Regions from separate parts of the Homo sapiens genome. Here region 1 is linked to region 2. Evidence: chromatin contacts called from ENCODE Hi-C or POLR2A ChIA-PET data. All regions are on one chromosome and are shown on one strand. Each heading gives the region's core, a stretch centred on a gene start or an enhancer-like site at or near the end of the contact. The rest is flanking DNA. Distances are from core to core; before and after follow the strand shown. Region 1 holds the start of ANP32B (acidic nuclear phosphoprotein 32 family member B). Region 2 holds the start of ERCC6L2 (ERCC excision repair 6 like 2).

The links. Hi-C counts contacts between places; a loop is a spot of excess contacts on that map. ChIA-PET counts read pairs that join two places held with the same protein, here RNA polymerase II (POLR2A). Pooled maps may share reads with other maps.
Region 1: a loop to region 2 is called in a map of ascending aorta, with 7 times the contacts of the local background. The contact joins the promoter of ANP32B here to the promoter of ERCC6L2 in region 2. A Hi-C loop is called at or near these places in 1 of 168 maps with a recorded cell type or tissue (ascending aorta), 1 of 37 single-sample maps with no recorded cell type and 13 of 50 pooled maps. POLR2A ChIA-PET finds 5 or more read pairs at or near these places in 1 of 52 experiments (activated B cell).

What each region holds. Positions count from the first base shown.
Region 1 is chr9:97,981,649-97,985,282 of GRCh38, forward strand. ANP32B (acidic nuclear phosphoprotein 32 family member B) reads left to right here and starts at 1,693. Exons shown (of 7, transcript NM_006401.3): 1 at 1,693-1,961. The coding sequence starts at 1,908. All of the region lies in intron 2 of LOC124902226 (a long non-coding RNA gene), which reads right to left. RefSeq lists silencers at 1,263-1,922, 2,073-2,162, 2,353-2,432, 2,503-2,702, 2,713-2,762 and 2 more and an enhancer at 1,563-2,445.
Region 2 is chr9:95,873,740-95,877,151 of GRCh38, forward strand. It overlaps ERCC6L2 (ERCC excision repair 6 like 2), which reads left to right and starts at 1,952. Exons shown (of 19, transcript NM_020207.7): 1 at 1,952-2,345. The coding sequence starts at 2,300. ERCC6L2-AS1 (ERCC6L2 antisense RNA 1) reads right to left here and starts at 2,238. Exons shown (of 3, transcript NR_023390.1): 1 at 2,126-2,238. RefSeq lists enhancers at 1,123-1,252, 1,483-1,532, 1,573-1,672, 1,807-2,681, 1,813-2,042 and 1 more.

The DNA.
Region 1 (3,634 bases), core at 443-2,942, 2.1 Mb after region 2:
ACTCCACTCTAGCCAGACTGATGATGTAGCACAAGATGGTGGGCTGTGGAGTCAGACCTATCTGGGTGTAAATCCTAGCTCTGCTTCTTGCTGGACGTGCAGCTTAAGATTCCTGAGCTCCTCATCTGTAAAATGATTAAATTATCACCTACTTCAGAAAGTTGTCTGAGAATTAGAGAAATAATATCAAGCCCCTTAAAGCAGATCCTCAATAATCGCTTGTTGGCTCATGAAACCGATTTTTTGTTTTGTTTTGTTTTGTTTGGTAAAAGCCCTCATTGCATAGCCCTGTGGTTCTCATAACCTTAGTTACAGACCTTTTGTAACCCTGAGAACATCTGTCTCCATTTTCCCTTGTCATAAAGACGTCTGCTGAGACTACAAACGGAGTCAGGGAACTACTACCAGAAAGTTTTTCTTTTCCCATATTCCTTCTAAAACTTTCATCTTCAAATGTTAACTCACTCAGTATTTTAAAAGCTGATATATAATTGGTTTACAACTAAATTTGGGTTGTTTGCCACTAAAACTTAGGTAAAATAGGAAAGGGGGCACTTTCTTAACTTCCATAAAACTTCATGTTAATACATAGAATTTCAAGTTTTTCTTTAACAAATTGTTCTTAGTTTTTGGTGCTTCTTGTCAGTACGATCTTCTTAGATTGTATTTGATTTGACACATTATGTATTTACTTATTGTACGCTGAATATAACGTCATTCCCCGGTGTTCTGCAAAGCACAACACTCATCCCGATCTGGTGCTCTAACCCCTGGGACCCTTTGGGCCAGACCATGACAAAGGCTGCCTGCCAGGTTTCAGCGAAACTTAGACCACCAAGAATTTACACACTTCACAGGGGTGCCCTAAGGAATAAATGAGATTAAAAAAAAAAGTCTGCGGGGAAACCCTGAGGCCCTATTAGAAATGCTAATCGTTTCCTTCTCTAGCTCCTATTAAAATGTTAGAAAACCGAGGGAGACTCTCCTGAACAGGGTGGGGATGCTCGGCTGCTCTGTGGCTTAGCAAGCGACCCCAGCTGCCCTGCCAGGGCCGGTCGGCCGCGATTCCGTCCCGACGGGGGGGATCCTCGGCGGCACTACGGACGCCAGTCTGCCAAGGAGGCAGCGGGGTTCGGCCTGTTGGCCCCAGACTGTGTGGCAGGCAAAAGGTGAACGTCAAAGCCTGTCCCCGGCTTCTTCACATCTCGCGCCTCCGCGGGCGTCGGGCCGCCCCCGTGAGCCTCCCCGGATGGACTGGGTTTTAGGGACCCCCGCAGCCGGACTGCAAAGCTTCCCACCAACCCTTCCCGCGAACCTCCCAGCCCGGGCCGCAAGCCCAGCTCCGGGCGCGACGACGTGGGGCCGGAGGTAGAAGGAGTCTCAGCGCGGCGGGGGCCGGGGGGCGGGGAAGCCCCCCCACCCACGAGAAAGGTCTTACATCAGCCGCCCCACGTGCAATCGGAGAGAGGGAGGAAGTCGCTCCTCTATTCGGGCTGCGCCTTTCCCCAGCCTCCGCCCCGCCCGCCGCGAGTCTCCCCGCCCCGCCTTGGTGCAGCCGCGGCCGCCGAGCCGAGCAGCGCCGCGCGGGGCCGAGTGGAGCCGAGCAGCTGCCGCGCCGCGTCGCCGGTTTAAGCGCAGTGCAGGCCGCGGCCGGGGGCGGCGGTAGTGAGCCCAGCGCTGCGCTCCAGCCCCCTTTTCCCTCCATGGTTTCTCTCCGCTCCCGTGAGTAACTTGGCTCCGGGGGCTCCGCTCGCCTGCCCGCACGCCGCCCGCCACCCAGGACCGCGCCGCCGGCCTCCGCCGCTAGCAAACCCTTCCGACGGCCCTCGCTGCGCAAGCCGGGACGCCTCTCCCCCCTCCGCCCCCGCCGCGGAAAGTTAAGTTTGAAGAGGGGGGAAGAGGGGAACATGGACATGAAGAGGAGGATCCACCTGGAGCTGAGGAACCGGACCCCGGCAGCTGTAAGCAGAGACCCCTCTGGGTGCCCTCTCCCCCGATGACTTGCATGTAATGGTGGCCACCTGCGGGGCCCGGGCTGAGGGTTCGCCGGCCCCGGCGCGGGGAAGAGCGCAGCTCGTGGGCTCGGACGGGGAAGGCGGGCGGGCGCGGAGGGGGGAGCGAGCGCGCGAGGATTAACTCTTTGCCGCCCGCGGGCCCCTGGGGCGGCCGGGGGGAGGCAGCGGTGTGGGGGAAAGCAAACTTTGAGCGCTTCGCCCGCCGGGGTCTTTCCCCTGAGGGAGCGCGTGTGCAAGTGGCCGGCGGCGAGAGAGGGAGGCGGGGGTTGTGTAACGCTGGGAGCCATGTTTGCAGCCTCCCGGGATGCGCGGCCGGGCGGAGGCCCGGCCTGCCGAGGAGCTGCGCGGCCATCCCCGCCTGGGCCAGGCCGGGCTCCGCGCGCCCCGGGCCGGCCGGGGAAGGGGCGCGGGTGGGGCGGGACGGGGGCTCTTGTGGCCGGAGCTCGCCGTGGGCGCCGGCCCGGCCGAGGTCAGCAGTCGTGGGGCGAGGAGGGGGCTTTTTTCTTTTGAAGGGAGCGAGAAGCCCCCTCGGGCGCCTGGAGGCCTGGGCGGGCGCGGCCCGGCGCGCGGAGCGGGGGAGGGGCGGGCCAGGGCGGCGGAGGTGGCGCAACCGCCGCCCCTCCCGAGGCCAAGTTTGAAAAAAGGACGTGGTTCCCGCCATTTTTCAAGCCCAAAAATAAAACTTTCTCCCCCGTTCTCTCGCTCCCTCTTCGCCCTCGGCCTTGCCCACTCCTGCCTCCCAGGGGCAGCCCGGGTCGACCAAGGCCAACCGTTGTGGCGACGGCCTCGCCCTTCCCCCTGTGCCGCGGCGGCGGCGCCCGGGGCCCCTGCCCTTGCCCCGGGAGGCTGGCCCCTCCGTGTGGGCGGGCGGCGGCTCTTCACGCCAGCCGGGGCGCGCCACAGGCCGCCGCAGCGCCATGTTGGCGGGTGCCCGTCTCCCTGCGCCTGGTGAGCCGGCCCACGAGCTTGGCCTTGCCCGCCCGCCCTCGGCGCTGGCTGGCGGCCGCCTCTTCCCGCGCCGAGCCCTCGGTCTGTTTCCCCCCGCCCCGCCGGGGCTTGGCTCCCACTGGCGGGAGCCGCGCGCCGCGGCCGCCGCCGACTCATCCCGTCGCGGGCGCGCTGCCGACCCCCTCCCCCTTCTTAAAAGGGCAACGGCAGGCGGCCGCCCCCGCCCCGCGCCGGGCGCGCGGGATTTTGGGCGGGCTTCGGCTCGGCTCGTGGGCCGGGCGGCCTCTGGCCTCCCACGTGCTTGAGAGCGGCCTGGTGCGGTCGGCCGCGCGCCTTGCGGGCTGTAGGGGCCTGAGGGCGGCCCTCTTGCGGCGCGGCTGCGTGGGCGTGGGTCCGACCTGTGGGAATTGCCCCATTCGTCTCCCGGGTTTAGCGCGGCTGCCCGCCGTCGCGAGCCCCCCCCCCGCCGCGGACCGGCGCGGGCCAGTTAGCGCCGCGGCCGGGTGCCCCAGCGGGCCAGTGGCTTTCCCGCGGAGGGCGGCCCCGCGGGGCCTCCCGACCCGCTCTGGGCTAAGCGAGCGGCCAGGTTTCGTGCCCTCAGGTGGCTGTGGTTAACAAGTCGCGAACTTGTGGGAATTCGTCGACCAGGGTTTACCTGGTGTGCTCGACAT
Region 2 (3,412 bases), core at 702-3,201:
CTGTGTCGCCAGATTAGAGTGCGGTGGCGCAAACTCGGCTCACTGCAACCTCTATAGACCTCCCGGGTTCAAGCGATTCTCCTGCCTCAGCCTCCTGAGTAGCTGGGACTACAGGCATGTGCCACTACGCCCAGCTAATTTTTGTATTTTTATTAGAGACGGGGTTTCACCATATTGGCCAGGATGGTCTTGATCTCTTGACCTCATGATCCGCTCACCTTGGCCTCCCAGAGTGCTGGGATTACAGGCATGAGCCAACCGCGCCCGGCCTATTAGCCAAAATATTAAACTGACATAATGGCTATGTAGAATGCAACTTTCAAGTGGATGCATTCCATTGATAATAATAGTAATAACAACACATATATTCCTTACTATGACCAGCTACTGTTTTAGGAGTTTTACTTAATTATCTAATTTTTTACAATTACCATTTTTAGGTAGTTTACTATTATTAGCTTCACTGTAATGGTGATAGGTGAGTACAATAAAACACGGAGAAGTGATCTGGCCAACAACTCACACATAGATGGCTGAGTTAGATGTTTCACTTAGGCTTAAAGTTATTGCCTGCTGGTAAGCAAACAAGTCATATTTTAAATGAAGCATTTTATGAACACATACTACTAGTTTTTAGTATCTGCCATAGAATTGAGATCTATTTGCAAACAGCCATATTGTTTTCTTAAGACACTACTGTAGGCAGAATAATGATCCCCCAAAGATGTTTATCTCCTAATTTCCGGAATTCGTGAATATATTAGCTTACATGGCAAAAGGATTCTGCTGATGTGATCAAGGGCAGAGACCTGGAAATGGGAAGATGATCCTGGATTACTCAGGTGAGCCCTCAGAATCTTTTCCAGCTGCAATCAGCGGTAGACTTGAGGATGGAAGGTTCAGAGAGATGGCATATCACTGGCTTTGAAGATGGAGGAAGGGACCAAAGCCAAGGAATGTGGACAGAAGCTGGCAAAGGCAAGCTAAGGATTGTCCTGTGGAGTCACCAGAAAGGAGTGCAGCCCGGGTGACACCCAGGTAGCACTTCTGATCTACAGAACCGTGAGATAATAAATGCATTGTCTGTCAGATGATAAATTTGTGCTGTTTCAAGCTACAAAGTTTGTGGTTTTTGGTTATTGTGGCAATAGGGAACGGATACAGGCCCTGTCAGGTATTTCACTCAATCCATGAAATACCTTACAGTATACAAATTTTAACATGCGCGGGAGCCACTTACGGATCCGTCTATCTGTGCTGCCTGGGAGTGTCAAGAGGCCGTGTCCTTCATTCACCTCGCGCGTGGGCGGCGCTGCCCTGAAGATGCTCCCGGGCTCAGTGCAGACGGCTCAGCGTTCTCTCGCGTTCAACGAACCGCCAGAAACGTCAGATGGTACGGAGGAAAACACTTTACACTTTAACAGTATTTTTACGTTTATTTGCAGCAAATGTTGTTGGCTTTGTATTTAAAGTATTTATGACTCACTATAAAGTGTAGGATCCAAGAAAACGCGCTAGTTTCACTTGGCCCCCGTGGCTGTCCCGGGGAGCTCTCCAAGGAAGGACTGGTTCCTGAAGTTCCTGGGGTGCTGCACCACCACGGAAGAACCAAGCTCCACAGAGAAGCCAGAAGCCGCGACCGCGGGGACGCTCTCTGCCAGGCCTCCACCGCCTCAGCGGCCCTTTACAGCCACCGCATTCTCCATGCCCCCAGTTATTTCTAGCTTCGCACAGCGCCCGGCCCACCGAGCGACCTCAAACCTCGCGACACTCGCAACTCCCGAGGCCCTTCCTGCTACTGGCCTCAGAGGGAAGAGACATCGGGAAGATTGCTCCGCCCACAGAAAGGAAGATTTCGTTCTCGCGAGATCCCAATGACAATTCGGGAGCCCGTTCTCGCGGGATTTTCCAAGACCGGGTTGGAATTTGCGGGGGTTAGGAGACGGAAGTCAGAGCCTAGGAAGATTTGGGGGTCGCCTTGCCGGCCTCCTGTCCTCCTCCGGCGGCGGCGGAGCCCGAGAGAACTAGGTGAACACCGCTTTGCCAGCCTCACACAGCGTCCCCTGGCTCTGCCGCCGCTCCGGACGTCGCCCTCCCGTTCTGCTTGGGTCCCCTTAGTCGCTACCTTTGCTGGGATCCCCCTCCTCCATCCTGTGGCTTCGGGTTGCCGAAGAGCGATGCTCGGAGGGCGGCCGGAAGTGGCGTTGGCCGCCATTGGCCTGCCGGCCAGCCACCTTGCTGTCCTCCGCCGCCTTCCGGGTGTTACATGCAGCCGGGCTCGGCCCCTCCCCCTGGCCGGATGGATCCGTCGGCGCCACAGCCCCGCGCGGAAACCTCAGGCAAAGGTACCAGCTCCGCGCTCGCCCCTTACGCAGAGGCCTGTGTACTGCGTCGCGTTGGACCAGTTCTTGCCGGTGCCCTTCGGGTTGGGGTTTTGCCCTGTAGATCCTCTTCAGTGACAGCTGCAGATTGTGAACCCCTCCAGGCCTGGAACCAAATCTCCGATTCAGTGTTGAGAACCTGGACTCGGGAGTCAGCCCCTGGGATCTAGTGCTGCCTCTGACAGTTACTTGCTGAGCAACTTTGGGCAGGCTCCTCATCTGTAAAACTGGGTTCATTACTAGGTTCTTGCGATTATTAAATGACGTGGGGAATACGCAAAGTATTTATGTGACCCCGCGTGTGGCCCATATTAAGCACTCAGTAAATGTTATTTTCATTCTTTATTCTTGTATGCCCCAGTTGTTAGTGAATGGCAGAAGTTTGTTGTAAGTAGATAAATGAAGGTTGAGATATTTAGTTCAGTTGAGTTTTATTGCCTATTGAGTCAGGGCATTATATTCTGCCTTAAATAGGAGGTTTAAAGAAGGTGTGATTATCTACCACAAGTCACCTGGGATGCCTTCTGGCACCCAAATGAGTAGTTTTCATTAATAATTGTGCTGTATAACAAAAGCTACCAGGTATTGAGTGATTTTCCTGAGCCCAGCAATATGCTGATTGTTTACTTGCTTTCCTTTGAGGAAGATATCGATCTCATTAAATAGATGAATTCAGAGCTAAAGTTCAGAGAGGGCAAGTTACAAGCCTGAATTCTGAGGTCTAGGAATTGATGACGCTGTAATTCAGGGACCAAACATATAAATACCTATAGGAGACTGGCAGCTAAAAATAGATGAAGCTGCCGAGTGGATATTGTGACTGGGAGGCTCATTCCTTTTGATAAATCTAGTCACTCTTGGTATTTAGGGAAATTGGTGGAAGGAGCAGAAAGCTCCAGGGCCCCGAGGTGGGAACACCCTTGAGGAATGCTTGAGGAGGCCTTTGGAGTGAAAGAGGGAGAGAGAGACCCTATCACCAGAATGAGTTGAGTTGGTAATTAGTTTAAACCAAAACAAATGATTTCGACTCA